Regions from separate parts of the Homo sapiens genome. Here region 2 is linked to region 1. Evidence: chromatin loops called from intact Hi-C (ENCODE). Cell type or tissue: psoas muscle. All regions are shown on one strand. Links, peaks and the distances in the headings refer to the core of each region. The heading gives the core; the rest is flanking DNA. Region 1 overlaps PPP3CA (protein phosphatase 3 catalytic subunit alpha). Region 2 has its middle 140 kb from the start of BANK1.

Evidence for each region. Peaks named below come from ENCODE experiments on the same cell type or tissue, not always from the same donor. Only the 100,000 strongest peaks of a DNase experiment are listed, where the experiment ranks them.
Region 2: it touches region 1 in a loop (10-fold over the local background); 3 of 110 quality-filtered maps call a loop at or near these places.

Annotation. Positions count from the first base shown.
Region 1 is chr4:101,186,532-101,194,875 of GRCh38, forward strand. The region is part of intron 2 of PPP3CA (protein phosphatase 3 catalytic subunit alpha); the gene reads right to left. Among named protein-coding and RNA genes, the nearest start is that of MIR8066, 50 kb to the right of the region's middle. RefSeq lists a silencer at 5,261-5,555. In psoas muscle, for the core only: CTCF peaks have their summits at 1,519 (motif pointing right) and 4,966; a DNase peak (open chromatin) is centred at 5,310; H3K4me3 peaks cover 302 bases; H3K27ac peaks cover 2,676 bases.
Region 2 is chr4:101,647,700-101,656,043 of GRCh38, forward strand. No RefSeq gene overlaps it. Among named protein-coding and RNA genes, the nearest start is that of BANK1, 140 kb to the right of the region's middle. In psoas muscle, for the core only: no CTCF peak of the experiment used is centred there; a DNase peak (open chromatin) is centred at 4,242; H3K27ac peaks cover 1,205 bases.

The sequences.
Region 1 (8,344 bases), core at 195-8,194:
TTACTTCTAGTTTTCTAATATATAATAGCTCATATTTCCCATTTTTTATTTTTCATTTTCTTCTTTCTAATTGATATACTGATAGCGCAAAATATGTTCATGAAAACAAAATTTATTTTCTTTCGAATTAAAACTCATTTGGAATTTAGAAAAGGTAAGTAGGGGACAGCTGTGGTTAGGAGGAACTATCTGCACACTCTGTCACAGCACAGCCCTCTCAGTCTTTACTTACATCCACAAAAGGGGAACTGCAAGCTATATTATCCAAATTAATGGAGTTTTTATAAGGTGTCTATACTTCTAATCACCAAAAACCATACACTAGAATCAACAGTTGATGTAACAGATACATAACAACAATACCGGTCACAATAGTAACAGATACAGCAATAACAACAAAAATTTACTACTCATTGGGCATATCTGTGCTGTGGTTGCAGCGTTTCACTCTTTCTGAGTGACAGGCATGACACTAACACCACTGAATAGATAGAAAGCTGAGATTTAAAGAGGTGAATATCCTGCTGAGTGGTACAAAGGTAGAAAGTGGCAGACACAAAATGCTAATTTAGAGATTCACAATTTTAATGTGGACACCATGCTGGATAGGGAGAAAATAAAGTTACTGCTGCACTGTCATTAGGTGATACACCTCAGGTGACCTGCACAGCAGAGATTAAATCACACTTCCTATTATCACCTCTTCTTATTTCTGTCATTTTTTTTTTAAGATAAACTGACTGAACCAGAAGTTTGAAAATAAACTGAGAATTCTAAACAGGCTACAGAGGAGGAAAAAAGTCTGTAAGATGGCTCATTGCCACCACGTCCTTAATAAACTAAGCTAACCAGCCACAAATTATTTTCTAAGGAGCTAAAATCTTCTCATGTATTTTTAACATTTCCTCAATTCAGAGTCTCAAGTGGAATGGATATTTTATATCAATAATACAGGCAATTTAATGTCTAGCTTTCACCTACCTTTGATATATATTTAATAAATATTACCAGCTTATCTCATGAAGAAGGCAAAGCAGTGGTTGAGATTAAGCTAAGGTCCACCTTTGAAGGAGTTGGCCTTTAATGTTTAAAACATAAGAAAGAGAATTTCAAATGAATAATGTGTTTCATGCTTGATTATCTGAGAATCTCTTATTCGCCAAATGGTATCCAAATATCCACTCAAACTTTACCTTTTAAAATTAAATGAAAAATATGTAACTAGAATTTTAAAGAGGATAATGAATTTCTACAAATGTCTGTGAGCAAAGCTGAGTTCTGAAACTTGCAGCCTGATTATAATGCTTTGTAAGAAAGAATCAGATTATGCTTATTAACAAAGACCAAAGCAAACATGCATATTACTTCGAGAAAACGGAAAGGGAAACACAAACGATCCTTTGTTTGAAATGAAAACAAATGTCTGCATGTCATTTCAAAAATATTCTTCATAAGCAATATAGGATGTATGATTCTGAGAGCAATTAAAAGAACTAGGTGTATCAAATGCATACCACCAGATGGCATCTTAAATTAGATAGCACATTCAGAGATCGTGAGAGTTAATAACTGCATTTCTGGGAATCAGGTTCATGAATTCCAAGTATATCTTTTCGTATTAAAATATCTGACACAAATCATAAAATCCAGAGAAAACTAACAATAATACTATCTTGAATATGACAAAAATATATGAATCTGAAAAGAAAAGCAGTGAAATAAAATGGTGATCTTGACATCTATTTATATGAAGATAAATAAGTCATTAAAAATAGAGGCACAAGGCAAAAGAAAACTTGGTTAATCATTTGAGGCTTCCCTTATTTCTATCTAAAATTTTTCTTCCTACTACTCTTCATATTAAAATACAATGTTGTTTCATAAAAATTTCTGAAAAACACTTGATTATCTCATGGATAAGATTTTTTTTCTGTCATTGTATAATCAGTATAATCCTACTTTTTCAAAATACATTTTGCTATAAATATTATTTTCATATGATGAACGCGATCTAAAAATGTAACTTCTTAAGACTTTGTTATCTCTTTTAGATATGGATTTACATATATGTATATAGTTTGCTACATAGACCTTTTAGGGTTTAATATGAGGAAAAGAACATTGGGCTCTTTTGAAGGCTTTTCCCTACCTCCTCAACAGACTGACTTAGGTATCAAACCATTCCACAGACTTTCATGTTACTTCATAAGGCAATGCTCAGTGATGCTGCTGGCAAGGCAGACAAAATACAGGAGAAGAATAGCTATCTGACCTCCAGGTCAAACACAAAGCCAGGACTGAACTGCCTGAAGGCCTTCTCTCAGGTAATATATTTTCCATTAGCAAGGTGTGGACCTAAAAGCATTTAGTTTATATTTTTAATAATATTACACTTTATATACCAAGACAGTAACTTTACAAAATAGTAAACTAGCTGCATGAAAAATTTATATTCTTTTTATTTTATAAATCCACTAAACCACAGATTCTTCTGTAAGAAACAACTTCCAAACAGACTTGGGTGTTCGTCAACTATCTCATGTGTCTGTGTCCAAAACGCTCCACTAAGAAGACAGAAATCAATAAAATCAACAAACTCAGGAAAACAGAACAGACTAAAAAGATAACTGCTATGTAAATGGTTACACTAACACAAAGAAACACACACATATATAAACACATACTCTAGAGGTTTTCGTATATTTCCATTATATTATTATCATAATTTACTATGTACAAATCAGCCGTGCAGTTATACTAAAATTATTTTTAAATAGAATAATATCCACAAAACCATAATGCATGTTTATGTCCTCAGATGTTCAACATTTAGTAGGATAACAGTATGAAACAAAAATATTATTCAGGACAATACAGTTAATGTCATGTTACATATGGTTACTTCCAGATTTAATGACTTCATAAACCTGTAACATTAACCTCCACCCCCAAATAAAACAGAAATAGACATAGTTGAACTGCTTGGGATTTAATCCCAATTCTGGCACTTCGTAGCTGGGTAACCATAGTAAGATAGACAATTTCACTGAGCTTTAGTTTCCTCATTTGTAGAATGGAACTGATAACAGTACTTTTTTCACAGGGTTATGTGAACACTAAGAGTTAAAAAGTACAGTGTTTATGATAGTGAACGGCAAAAAAAAAAAAAAAAACAAAACCAAAAGAACCTAACAAGTGTTAGCTTTAAAACAAAAACAACTCAGTTTATCCCCCAAAAAACTATAAAAAATTATGATCTACTGTCACCATAGTGTCATACACAAAAAGAAAGCATGTTCGCTAAAATGAAAATGAAATTTTCACTCTGGATCAGTGAAAATTTTGTCATGGATCGGAACCAGTCAGTGACTGGTATTTCAGACTGTTCATTATAGTCCATACATGTTACTGACTCAGAAAGAGAATAAAATCAATGAAGTCTGAAATTATTAGGAACACTTCAGTGAGAAGATGGAATATGGATAAGATTGGAAACATGAGTATAAAAATGAATATAGCATAGATGAGATTGAAAATATGAGTATTACCTGGGTAGACCAAGGAAAACATCTACAGTTTTTTCCTTAAAGTACCTAAGAAAATATTCCTTCCTTATCTGGAGGCATTTCAGTATTACCTGAAACACCACTTCTCTTAAAGCCACGATAGTATTGATTTTAATATATTTTAGCCTTCTCCAAAAGAATTAGAGCATTATTACTGCCAGTGATTGTTTTCAAATTTTAAGAATAATAATTCTGGGGATGTTTACCTTCCTGTGAAAACAACAGGCATTGCTTTACCAAAGGTGCTTAAATATGTCATTATTTGTGAAAAGTACCAATTCATGAGAACATAAAAGGGATGTTAAAAGGGATATGTATACTGTGTCTTAAAGTAAAACAGTTATTCATGTAACCATGACGTAATTGTAATGACTGTCAAATGTTTCCCATAGATAGCGCTACATGTTTATTGATGTTAATAGAGTATTACTGATTCGTACACACAAATACTGAATTACTATGGTTCAGCTATTCTTAATAGAATACTGTATTCATTACCACTCAGCTCACTGATACCTGATTTTGAGCCCCTGGCTTACATTTTTTGTTTGATACACTGTTCCAGTAGCAACTTTCTATAGTAAACTCCCCAAGAGCTTGTAAAGAAAAGAACTACGAATGTTTTTTTCTGGGAAAAACTACACACATAAACTCTATGTCCCAAATATGCCAAGCATTCTGTTTCATCCTGCCTGCTTGTATTATAGAAACACACTTTTTATTTAAAATATAATAAATTATAATCAACAGTCAAAATAATTTATTTCTTCTACTTCTTGAGGACCCTTCGCATCAGTATTCTTTGTATGTTTTCTTCAGTAATGAGCAGGAAAACATTGTAGTCACGGGAACAAAAGCCCAAGACTTTAACCCTACAATGCAGAAGTAGAATAGTGTAGTATAATAGCTAAGCATAGGATATGTAGATAAATGCCTGTTTAAGGCAAGGTCTTCAGCTTACCCGCTATGAGACTTCAGTTTAGGTTCTTAAACCAATGAATCCCACAGTGTGGTCCCAGATCCAGAGCATCATCATTATCTGGGAACTCAGATACTCAAATTCTCAGGCCCTACTCCAGACCTACTAAATCAGAAACTCTGGAGGCAGAACTCAGCAATCTGTATTTTGTGAAGCCCTACAGGTGATTCTGATCTATGGTCAAGTTTGGAAACACTGACTCCACCTGTCTCCCTTTTCACATTTGTAAAAAGCGTTTCCAAGAACAACCTTGCAAGACCAGAGGTGAACAGATCAAAGGACTTTGGCTCTCATGCAGTCACCTTTTATAATATAATCACTTTTTTAACCAAGGGCTGAAATTAAGGAGTATATGGACATCAAAATGATGTGTGGCTGCCACAGGCTGGGACTGAAATGTGCTGACTTGCCAGCAGTGGGCTGGGTACCAAAATAGGTCTCTGGCTGCAGGACAGGCCCTAAAGATTTGGCCACTAAAATCACAAGTGGGCAAAATGCCCCAGACAAAATATTTTATCTCCATATAAACTAAGGCCACATTGCTTCATAGTGACAAATGACACTATGAGGAGAATAAACACTGATCTTTTAGGTCCCAGAAGACACCAGATTCCTATCCCTGCTTAACTCTCCTCAGAGTGCAGGCAAGGGGAATTCTCCTAATTGACGTCAGCTGCTGTAAGGGAAGGACTGCCATGACCTTAAACTTGGCCACCAGTCCACTCTCACATCCAGGAACAAAGCCAGAGGGTTCTCCTGGCAACTGCCTGACATGCTAAATGGCAGGCCCCGGCACTGAGGGAATCCTCTGCTGACCCAGGGACAAATCCCCCACTGCAGGAAACAGGCAAACCAGAGAGATTAGCAGTTTGCCCAGCTGATGCTGGCCTATCCCCTCTGCCCAGAGAGCAGAACATGAGTTCTAAATCATTCTATTCAAAAAACCTAAGCTCCCGGTCTGCTTTTGCATTACAAATGAGTGGAATGTTCTCTGCTAAGTGAAAGGAAAACAGGAAAATATGAGAACTTCAGGGAGAAATGTAAATTGGATCCCTGCACAAATCATCTTACTGTTTTCAAGAAGACTTTAAGAGATATTAACGTTTTAAATACAAACTAATCAGATGTTTTAAAATCAACTTGAACACTCATTTTATAAAAGGTCTTGTAATAAAAATAGGATTAAATCCCCCTACCCTGCCATGGCTTCCTTGAACAAGTATGAAAGTTTCCTAATCACCCCACTCTTAAGAATTCCTCCCCACCTCTTCCTACTCATCTCATCCAGGACACTATTCCAGCCACAAACATGATTATGTAACTCTCCTGCTCAAAGATCCCTTCAACCCCCATTCCCTATAGAATGGTATCAGAGTAAGTGCTGGTTATAGAGATTAATATTTAACCCTAACCTTCCAGCCTCAGTCTCATCCTCCCATCTCCACCCCACCTCTCATACCCTTCTGAAACCCTGCCTTCTCACAGCAAACCTCAAAGAACATAACTAGCCACTTTACAAAAAATACCAGTGGCTTCCATGTGCTGTTATCTCTGCTCACATCATCCTTCCCCATCTTTTTCACATAGTACAATTGTACTTATCATACATGATACAATTCAATATCATGTAATCTGTCAATACTTTCTTGGCTCTCTGCATTCCTTTTGCTGAGTTCTCACACCAGTTTTTAGGTACCTCCATTACAGTTCTTAAAAAACTTATAGTAATTATCTCTTTATGTGTCTGACTCCCTTACCTAGACCTTGGATATTCTATGTCTCATATGTTTTATCATCCATAGCCATAACTTTCAATAAGTTCTCAATGCATATTCACAACAGGTAGGACCCCAGCTATTTAATAGTTTCTTTTACTCAAAGATGAAATGTAATAATCAAGGAGCACTGTCAAGGAAATACTCATTTAGAAGATAGGAACACATTTTGGTTTTAAATTAGCTATATCCACTTGGATACTTCCTAATTTGCTTGAATACACCTAGGTTATATCCTTTAATTTAGTCAACAATTTAATGTACTTATGCTTGGTTAGATATCTGTTTCCATTTTTTCCTGTTATATTCTGAGCCCTTGGAGGGCAAAGACCAGGTCTTATTCACATGTATGTGATATATACCACCTGTACCAGGTAAATGTATAATAAACATTTCATTAAATTGGATCACCAAAATGTGTTGCCTCACTGATTTGGGGCCACAGTTTTTCAACGTTCCATTTGTGTGTTTGCAAGAATACAAAGATAAGTTCAACTACATTTTTTGGGAAAAAAATGTCAAAGAGGAAAAATACTTTTCTTTACAAAATGTCTGCAACACAGAAATAGTCTTCAAATTAAAAATCTGAAACAGCTACCAGTCTAGTCAGCCATGTTAGCTGAAAGAAAAAAAAAAACAGAACTGGCCTCATGGCCCCCTTGTCTGGATAAACTTCATCTCTACTCCTATGAAGATGGTTTGCTCACCTATCTAAATCCACACGCTAAATCCGCTTTGTGAGGGCAAGTCCACACTCCTTTACTCCCTCTCCAGACGGACAGATGCAGGGAGTCAGGGGACTAGGCGGCTTCCTGGTCCTTCTGACTTCTCCAAAATAAAACATAATGAATTTTTAGGGGAAAAAAATCCTAAATGAACCCAAACCTTTCATTGTCTTATGAACACTTGAAGAGAAAGTCTTTGTTCATTTTAACTTTAAAAAATGCTAAAAGAATGAAGGAATATCTAGATTTCCAATAACTAGGACATTAATTCCTCAGTTTTTCTTAAATGGGGGCAAACCATGGCAAATGTTAGTACAACTCTTCTCTAAACATCTGAGACTGAAACATTTTTATTAATAAAAAGTAGGAGGGAAGGACTAGAGGAAAATATGGTAGTGGCTTTTTAATTATAAAATATTGATCACTTCTTTTGAGAGTTTACATATCTACTACGCTTATTTCTGAATTCCACAAAAGAAGTTATCGGTCAGTAACTTACAGAGTAAGTCTCTGGCTTGACTTACTCACCACTGGTCCAATATTGGGTTAATGTTCCTCGAGCCAATTCCTCCTCTACCTGACCCTAAACATAGTTAATACTTCTGAATTACAAATAAGAAAAAATAGCATTGCCAGACAAAAATAAAATGTAAATAATGTCAATCTCTCTAGAATGGGAATCATTCAAGATATTTTGATAAAGAAAGGTGTAGTCTGATACTCAAAAGAGCTTATCTCTTTCTTAACAGTCAAATTCAAATATTCATTTGAAGACCAATAATTTTAAAAGAAATTAGCAATCACTAATATATATGAAATACTTTTAGATGCCCCCTTTATATCAAAAAGAACACTATTCTATGTCTAAATCAGAATAATATTTAAGAGGAAAATATTTTTAGCTTCTTCAAAAATGAAAACCTGTAAATTAAGCAAACTCCATAAAGAGTAGATCCAAAGTCTCTGGTATTAGAAGCTGTATACTATACAATTTTTTTTTCTTTTTTTGAGATGGAGTCTCACTCTGTCACCCAGGCTGGAGTGCAGTGGCACAGTCTCAGCTCACTGCACCCTCTACCTCCTGGGTTCAAGAGATTCTCCTGCCTCAGCCATCGAAGTAGCTGGGATTATAGGTGCCCACCAGCACACCCAGCTAATTTTTGTATTTTTAGTAGAGATGGAATTTTACTATGTTGGCCAGGCTGGTCTCAAACTCCTGATCTCAAGTAATCCACCCACCTCGGCCTCCCAAAGTGCTGGGATTATAAGAGTTAGCCACCGCGTCCAGCCCATACAAAA
Region 2 (8,344 bases), core at 288-8,287, 460 kb after region 1:
GGAAGGAAGGAAGGAAGGAAGGAAGGAAGGAAGGAAGGAAGGAAGAGAGGAGAAGGGAAGGAGAGTGAGAAAGGGAGAGGGACAGAGAGGGAGTGAGGAGGGTAGTGAGAGAGGAACTCAGAGGGAGAGGGAGAGATTGTGAGTAGAGGCCTGCTGAGCTCTGAGCCCTGCTCTGCCTCCTGGATAGAGAAAAGAAAGAATGCATCTGTGACTTTGTGGGACAATCACTGAAGTCAGGGATGGTGGGCATCTCAGAAAGTGGTAATTAAGGGTCTGATGTCTCCCATCTCCCAGAACATAGATCCTCCTCCTCCCTCTGCCCTGGCCTGTCTGCCCTGCCCCACTTTCCCCCGAAAAAAGGAATCCCATGGAGCTGGGAAGAGTGTCAGATTTCCCCCTCTATTCTCAGGTAAAAGGACTTCACCTAGACACAGAATTTCTTATATAATTCAATTTTTGAATTCAGACTTAAATTTGTGATACATTTGTAGAACTCAATTGCATTTTAACCCTCAGGACTAATAAATACGGAAATAGAAAATATCTTTTTCCTAACTATTCACATTTACTACATAGAACCCCAAACCAGCCACTACTAAAAATAAACAAACAAAACTGGGTGGATGCTTCAGGCAGAGATTTCATAGATTATAATTTAGGCTTTGATATTTTTTTCCCAGAAGTGAGAAAAGAGGGTGGGGGTTGTGGAAGAAAGTGTGATTCTGTTAAAGGTAGAAAGCACATGTATAAGGGAAGACTGGAGATGCTAGTGGGGAAGGGTAAAATGAGGGCACAAAGTGCCCCAAATGAGGGAGGAGCAGGTGGAGTAGGAAATAGAGGGGTGTGAGAACGGAGTGTGGGGGTCAATGAGGGAATCCGTGCTGCTTGCGCCCTGCTTCTCTGGTGGGGCAGGAGTCAGGTCATCTGCTGAAAACTGGGGTGAGGTGGGAAGAAGGGGGCTGGCACAAGCAGGATTGGGATCTAAGGAAAACAGAAAGATCAGAACAGCTGCTCTACAAAATGGGTTATGAAATGAACAAGGAAGGAAAGTTTGCCAAGCACCAGTGAAAGCACCTTTGAAATAAGATAACATGAATTTATAATATGCCAAGGTAGCTATTCGTCTCTTTAGTTCTGTATTCAACTTTTGTCTTATTCTAATAGCAGAAATTTGACCTGTTTTTGTAACACAAGAAAACTATTGGGTCACTTTAATTTTTCTTTTTAAATATACTTTTTTGTTCTACAAGAACTTTGCAACCAAATTATCTGTTTTAATTCATTGAAAAATCATAAGATACAGGCCTTAGGAATATTTCATATAGTGTTATTAGCTTTGGTATGTAATAAATTTATATAGACCACATTTATCTTTTAAATATATTTGCCATGTTATCTTTGTGAGCAGTACTGTGAGGACCTGGGGAGAAATGGAAGGGAAGAGAAGGGAAAAGGAGAGGAGGAGAGGAGCAGGGAGGAGAAGGAAATAAAAGGAAGGAAAGGAAAAAGAGAAGTAGCGTGGCCCAGGAGTTTGAGGCATCCTCCTCACAACTGTCCTCTTGTATATACACATAAGCATGAGACAGTTGAAATGTCTGAGGAGTCCTTGGGTAAAGGAACCTTTTCAATTTTCTGCTGCCCTGCCTTAAAAAAATACCTATAGCCTACAAAGAGATATTGACCAAAAATAGTACATGTGGTTCCAAAGCAAGAGAAGAGCTTTTGGAATTGGGTGGACCTGAGGCAGGCACATAATAGGCTTTCAATAAACAACTATTGTTGCTAATTTATAACAGTTTGTCAAGCTGGCTTTTCTAAGGCCAGCTCTTGTATAGCAGGAGTTGAGGCCAAGAAGAGGACTAGGAAGTGAGGGTTCTATAGTTAGTATCCTGGGTGCCACTCATGACATATCAGGGGCTGATCCCCCCTATTATAAGAGGCAGAGGCAGAGGCATTAGTCAAAGCTGTGGGAAGAGAAAGGTGGGTGGATGTTGTTTGTCTGTTTTTAGTAGTGACTGATTTGGGGTTCTATGTAGCACAAGGCAAAATGACAAAGAGAGTAGAATTGATCATTGATGGATTTTTATTGCAACAACTTCCCTCTGTCAAAAATTTTTTTTTAAAAAAAGAGCAAAAAGAGGAAAAAACCCTTTCACATTAATACACTCTTTTCTTCTATTTATATCATATTCACAGAATCCACATACCTCTTGTCTTTCCATTCTTCAGTTTCTTGCGAAACTTATTTAACAGCAACTGAGATCATGTTGTAGCACCGTACAACCAGGGCAGTCTTGTCTGTGGGGTGCACTGCCTTTCTTCCTCACCTGGCTCAGTACATTGCTTTTGTCTTGTTTTGAGCAGATTCTGGGAAAATGTAGCTTATCTTCACCCACATTTTTAAGGGTGGAGGAAGAGAGCCTTAATACCATTTTGTACTTCCTCCTTGAATCATAATCATCTTAGCTAGATAGACAGCCTAGTAGGAGTCCAGCATTCCCTGCTTGTTCATACTCGCCCTTCCTCTGCTCACTTCACAGCCCTGCCAAGTCCTAGTCTCTATGCAGCTTGCTTTCATTTGAAGGCAAAAAAAACACTGAAGCTCAGCCTTTAGCAGCTCATGACTATACAGAGGAAGCCTTTGGTCTGGCAAATCCATCACTCTCATTTGGTTTCCAAAAGTCACTGGAACCTTGACAGAGAAGACTTAAAGCCTCTAGAAGCTATACTGGAAACAAAACAGTTTTTCACTAGAGCTGTTGCTGTTTTATGAAGAGCATTCTGCAAAATGCCTTATGAGTACATACTAATAATGTCTAGTATGTAAATAAATTATACCTAATAAATTCTCAGAGGGCTGTTAGCTTCTCTCTAATCCAATCAAAGCTGCCTGATTCTTGCACTGGGCACAAATGATGATGTTCCTTGGAAATTTTCCAGGTAAAATAGTTTGGAATTATGGAAAGGGCTCTCATGGCATTAATAATGCCTCCCATTAATTCTGGGAGCTTCTCATTTCATAGCCACCTCTCATTTGACTAATTTTAAAAAGATATTTTTTTCTGAAAATATATTGAATGTAAGTCACATATCTAAATAACAGCACATAAAAATGCTTATGATATAGTAAGTGCAAGAAAAATAAAATTATATGCCATGATTACAACTATTTAAAATTCTGCATGGATAAGGACAAGGATTAGAAGAAAGCATGACAGGTCACCTGGGACATTGAAGGTTGCCAATAAATATTGATGAGTGAATTCTCAATGTACATAAATAACAATTACTGGATTTGATAAAATTATTCAGTTTTCTCTTGAATATTACATTTATAAAATGAGTAAGTTCCTAAAAACTGGTTAGATGCAGTTGTTATTAAAACACTCTATCTTCTTTATAACTTCCAATTTTTCTCTATCTGAAGTTTTCCCTACCTGTTGATCTTATAGTCATTCTCTGGTACTAGAAAAGCAGATCTGAGCATTCTAAAAATGTCAGGGTTGTTCAGCTGATGCAAAGCAAAATATTATCAGATTATATCAGAATATAGCAGATATTATCACTGTCTTCTCAAATCCAACACTGGCCAATAGGATGGCCTAATTCAGGTGATGTGGTTTCAAAGACTGTTGGTCCCCCAGCTACCTACCAGTAATTTAATAGTGATGCTTCAATTTAGACTTCTATAGATACATTCCATTTTTAAGGTTTGGTCCCCAATAAATACAAATACCTGGAGAAATAATACTTCAAAGAATCTTGGTTATTTGTATCTGAGCTTAAAAAAGATTACTGGATTTTTTTTTTTTTTTTTTTTTTTTTGTGAGACGGAGTCTTGCTTACAGGCATGTGCCACCACACCTAGCTAATTTTTGCATTTTTAGTAGAGACAGGGTTTCACCATGTTGGCCAGGATGGTCTTGATCTCCTGACCTTGTGATCCGCCTCCCTTGGTCTCCCAAAGTGCTGGGATTACAGGAGTGAGCCACCACGCCCAGCCAAAAAAGATTACTGGATACTTTCTAGACATTAAGTTTTGGTCAGGGAGATGAAAGATGACATAAGAATTCTGAAGGGGGAGGTGGGTTTCGGAGATGGCTTGTTCAAGGGAAAAAGTGGCAAAGAAAGGAGAGATGACCAAAGTGCCATTTGCCTGCCCAGAGCTGATCCTTCTGTCTAAGGGTGAGTGTCATGACTGAGGGGCAGCTGGGACTGCTTAAGTGGCTGCCACTATATTCAGTCATTGAAAGCATGCTCCGGGAATTCAGGTTTGGCTGCAGCTGTGACAGTGGGTGAGGGCAATCATATCCAAGCTGCCATGTGGTCTGTGAGATTCCTGAGTCAATAGTGAGTCTATTTAGGGATTAGGACCTTGCATTCTCATACGAGATTTAGTAGTCATAATACACAGCCAGGATCATGGCACATTTAACAGGTATTAAGAGAGTACTAGGAGAATATGAAGATCAAATGTCAGGGCTTTTAATATGGTTTTTTTGTTTGTTTGCTCGCTTTTGCTGTAGATTGTGAATATATAGATTCCAACCTTTCACTCTTGATAACAGAAAAAAAATCTTTGATATCAATTACAAGTTTTTGCCTGCGTTATTAACCAGCCTCCAAGCAATCCAAATTGTTTCCTTCTAGTAATTGTTCAGCTGTACTATTTTAAAAAATTAAATGAACATTTTCTGTTGAACAGAAACAATCTGTTGGGTTTACTTGAAAGAAATTCGTACTTAGGGCCAGGCACAGTGGCTCACACCTGTAATCCCAGCACTTCGGGAGGCCAAGGCAGGCGGATCATGAAGTCAAGAGATCGAGACCATCCTGGCCAACATGGTGAAACCCCGTCTCTACTAAAAACACAAAAATTACCTGGATGTGGTGGCGCGCTTGTAGTCCCAGCTACTCGGGACAGGCTGAGGCAAGAGAATTGCTTGAACCCGGGAGGCAGAGGTTGCCGTGAGCCAAGATTGCACCACTGCACTCCAGCCTGGCAACAGAGCAGGATTCCGTCTCAGAAAAAAAAAAAAAGAAGAAGAAAAAGAAATTCATACTTACCTGCTTAATTAATGATATAACTGGCCCTTGTTTGAAGTAATCAAGAGTGAGACCTGGGGAGAGCTCATGCATCAAGGATCCTGTAAGAGTTGTGTTCCTTAGTTTAAAGAAAGTCAGCATGTATTCAGGTCTATGTGATCACACACATACATACTCAAAAGTGTGGGCATTAGGATGAGAAAACAAGACAGATGTAATACGTAGTAACATTTTAAGTGCTTATCATTTGCAAGGCGTTGTTTTAAGGGCTTTTCTCATTAAATTCTTAGATTATCATCATAGCTAACTACTATTATTATTCCCATTTCATAGATTATCAAAGTGAATAGTTAAGTCCTATGAGTATTTTTTTTTAATTACAGAAAAGGAGAGAGAAAAACAAGAGAAATTAGAAGGGAAAGAGAGAAGAAACTGTCATTTTCTGTCTTTCGGAGCCATTTCTAGTCATGAGAAAAAGAAAGGCAATAGATTTTCAAGGAGCAATAGCCCATCTCATGGTCAATATTGAAAAACTAAGTAAGTTCTACATGGCTTTTGAGTACCAAGTTGACTTCCTTATCCATTTTATTTAAATGCCACTGAAATAGTTCCATAGTTGTTTTATTTCTTTTGTGGTAGATGATATTGCTTATGACATGACATTAATCCATATCAACTGAGAACGTTGCCCATAATTATAATGTTGCTTTTGATAGAAATATCCTATAAGACTGAAATAAGTGAAATATTGCTTTCAGAAGAAAGAAAAAACACCTTGTATTAATGTAGTGCTACATCAAGAAATTGTATCCCAAGGCTTGGCTCCAAGTCTGTAAATGTGGTATTCAGTGAATATGTTTTGTTGTTTATTGTCAGACAAGCAAGCATATACATAATAAATATATAGTGTTTGATTCCATTTAACACATAACACACACACGTATACACATATGTGTATGTGTGAGTGTGTATGCCTCTGTGTGTGTGTATCTATAAAAAAGACTACACCATCAAAAATACTGAGTGGTGGCTGGGCGAGTTGGCTCACGCCTGTAATCCCAGCACTTTGGCAGGCGGAGGCAGGCAGATCACGAGGTCAGGAGTTTGAGACCAGTCTGGCCAACGTGGCACAACCCCGTGTCTACTGAAAATACAAAAATTGGCCGGGCATGGTCACGGGCACCTATAATCCCAGCTACTCAGGAGGTTGAGGCAGGATAATCACTTGAACCCGGGAGTCGGGGGTTGAAGTGAGCCGAGATCATGCCATTGCACTCCAGACCGGGCGACAAGAGTGAAATTCTGTTTAAAAAAATAAAAAGGCCGAGCGCGGTAGCTCATGCCTGAAATCCTAGCACTTTGGGAGGCTGAGGCAGGCAGATCACAAGGTCAGGAGATCGAGACCATCCTGGCTAACACGGTGAAACCCCGTCTCTACTAAAAATACAAAAAAATTAGCCGGGCGTAGTGGCAGGTGCCTGTAGTCTCAGCCACTCAGGAGGCTGAGGCAGGAGAATGGCGTGAACCCGGGAGCAGAGGTTGTAGTGAGCCGAGATCACGCCACTGCGCTCCAGCCTGGGCGACAGAGCGAGACTCCATATCAATAATAATAATAATAATAATAATAATAATAATAATAATAATAATGTATTATGTAAACTTCCTGCCTTCTAGAAATTGCTTATGTATTGTAGAGTTAAGCATGAAAATCGAAGGTATTACGTGAGTGTCATGGATACTTATTTCTTCATAACAGGAGGGAGCAATCTCTAAGAATTGGGTTGTTAGGGGAAATTTCAAAGGGGAAAATGAATCAGATTAAACTTGAAAGATAGGTGCAGTCCAAGAGGACATATGAGTAGGAGACAGGGAATGCCTGCTGGATGTAATGACTTTTATTTAAAAAGAGATTAAAAAGTTCTACATTTCTTTGAAACTGAGAAATGGAATTAGTGGTAAAGAGAAATAGTAAGATTGATTCCAAAGATGGCAGCCCTTGAAAGTCAGATTAATATTTGCTAAGAGCAACCTTTTAAAATACTTCTAGCATGCCCTCTTCAAGAACACATAAACCAGATAGGATAATCCCATATTCTCAGAAGTTTTCAAGTCTTTATTCTCCCCACCTACATCACTTTTAAATTTTCTCCTTTGTCCAATCTCTCTGTTTTTTCCATTTGAAAACAGCATGTTAATTTCAAATTGTCTACTTTGTCTTCACCTGCAACTTCCTTAAGACACTGCTTCTTGAAACTACTTCTGGTTGCGACAGGTTAGCAATGTCATACTTCTACACCTGGCCCAGGAATATAACATGCTGTACACCAGCCAAAGCCTTATTTTGTCCTAGCATGTACTTGCCAAAGGAAGGAGATAAGAAAGTATATTTGTTATTTTTGATATGTAACAAATTACCCCAAGGCTTAGCAGTTGGAAACAACAAATATTACGTCACCAATTTCTGAGGGCCAGGAATCTAGTGGTACCTTACCCTGGTGGTTGTGGCTATGGTCCCTCAAGCTGCTGGTGTTGCCTGCTGTCTCTGGAGACCTGACCAGGACTGGAGGATCTGTTTCCAAGTTCATTCAAGGGTCTATTGGCAGGACTTTCAGTACCTTGCTATGTGAGCCTCTCCATAGGGCTGCTGACACATGACTTCTCCCAGAACAAATGAATGAGAGGAAAAGCACCAAGAGAAGTAACAAAAATGGAAGCCACAATATATTTTATAATCGAATTTTAGAATTTACATATCACCACTCTGCCTTATTCTGTGGGTCACATAGATCAAGCCTGGCATAGAATAAGAGGAGACTGCACACCAGTGTGAATACCAGGAGGCGAGGATTATCAGGAGCCATCATGGAGCCTAGTTACTGCAGACAGGTATTTTTGTCTAAACCAGATTATGGTGCACACAGATCATTTAGAAAGATGAATTTGACAACTGCGTGTGTATTTCTGCATTTAACATGATGAAACAAAGTCTTTAAAGAGTTATATATCTTATCTATTTAGTATTACTTAGTTACACTGAGAGACACATGCTTCCTTAAAATACCAGTTTCCAGAAGAGTGATACAGTGTTATGTGCAGAAATGTCCACTATGAAGGAAAACCTATATTGTGGTGTGTATCTAAGCAAAAGAACTCTTCACTGCTTCCTGAGATGGAGCATACTTTATGGAAACATGGGCCTGGAGAAAGTCTGATTATGCAGCACAGCCCATGGAAGAACGCTACACTGTGACAGAGCACTAGGTCAGGAGGTCAAACTCCATGCTACTCTGTGACACTT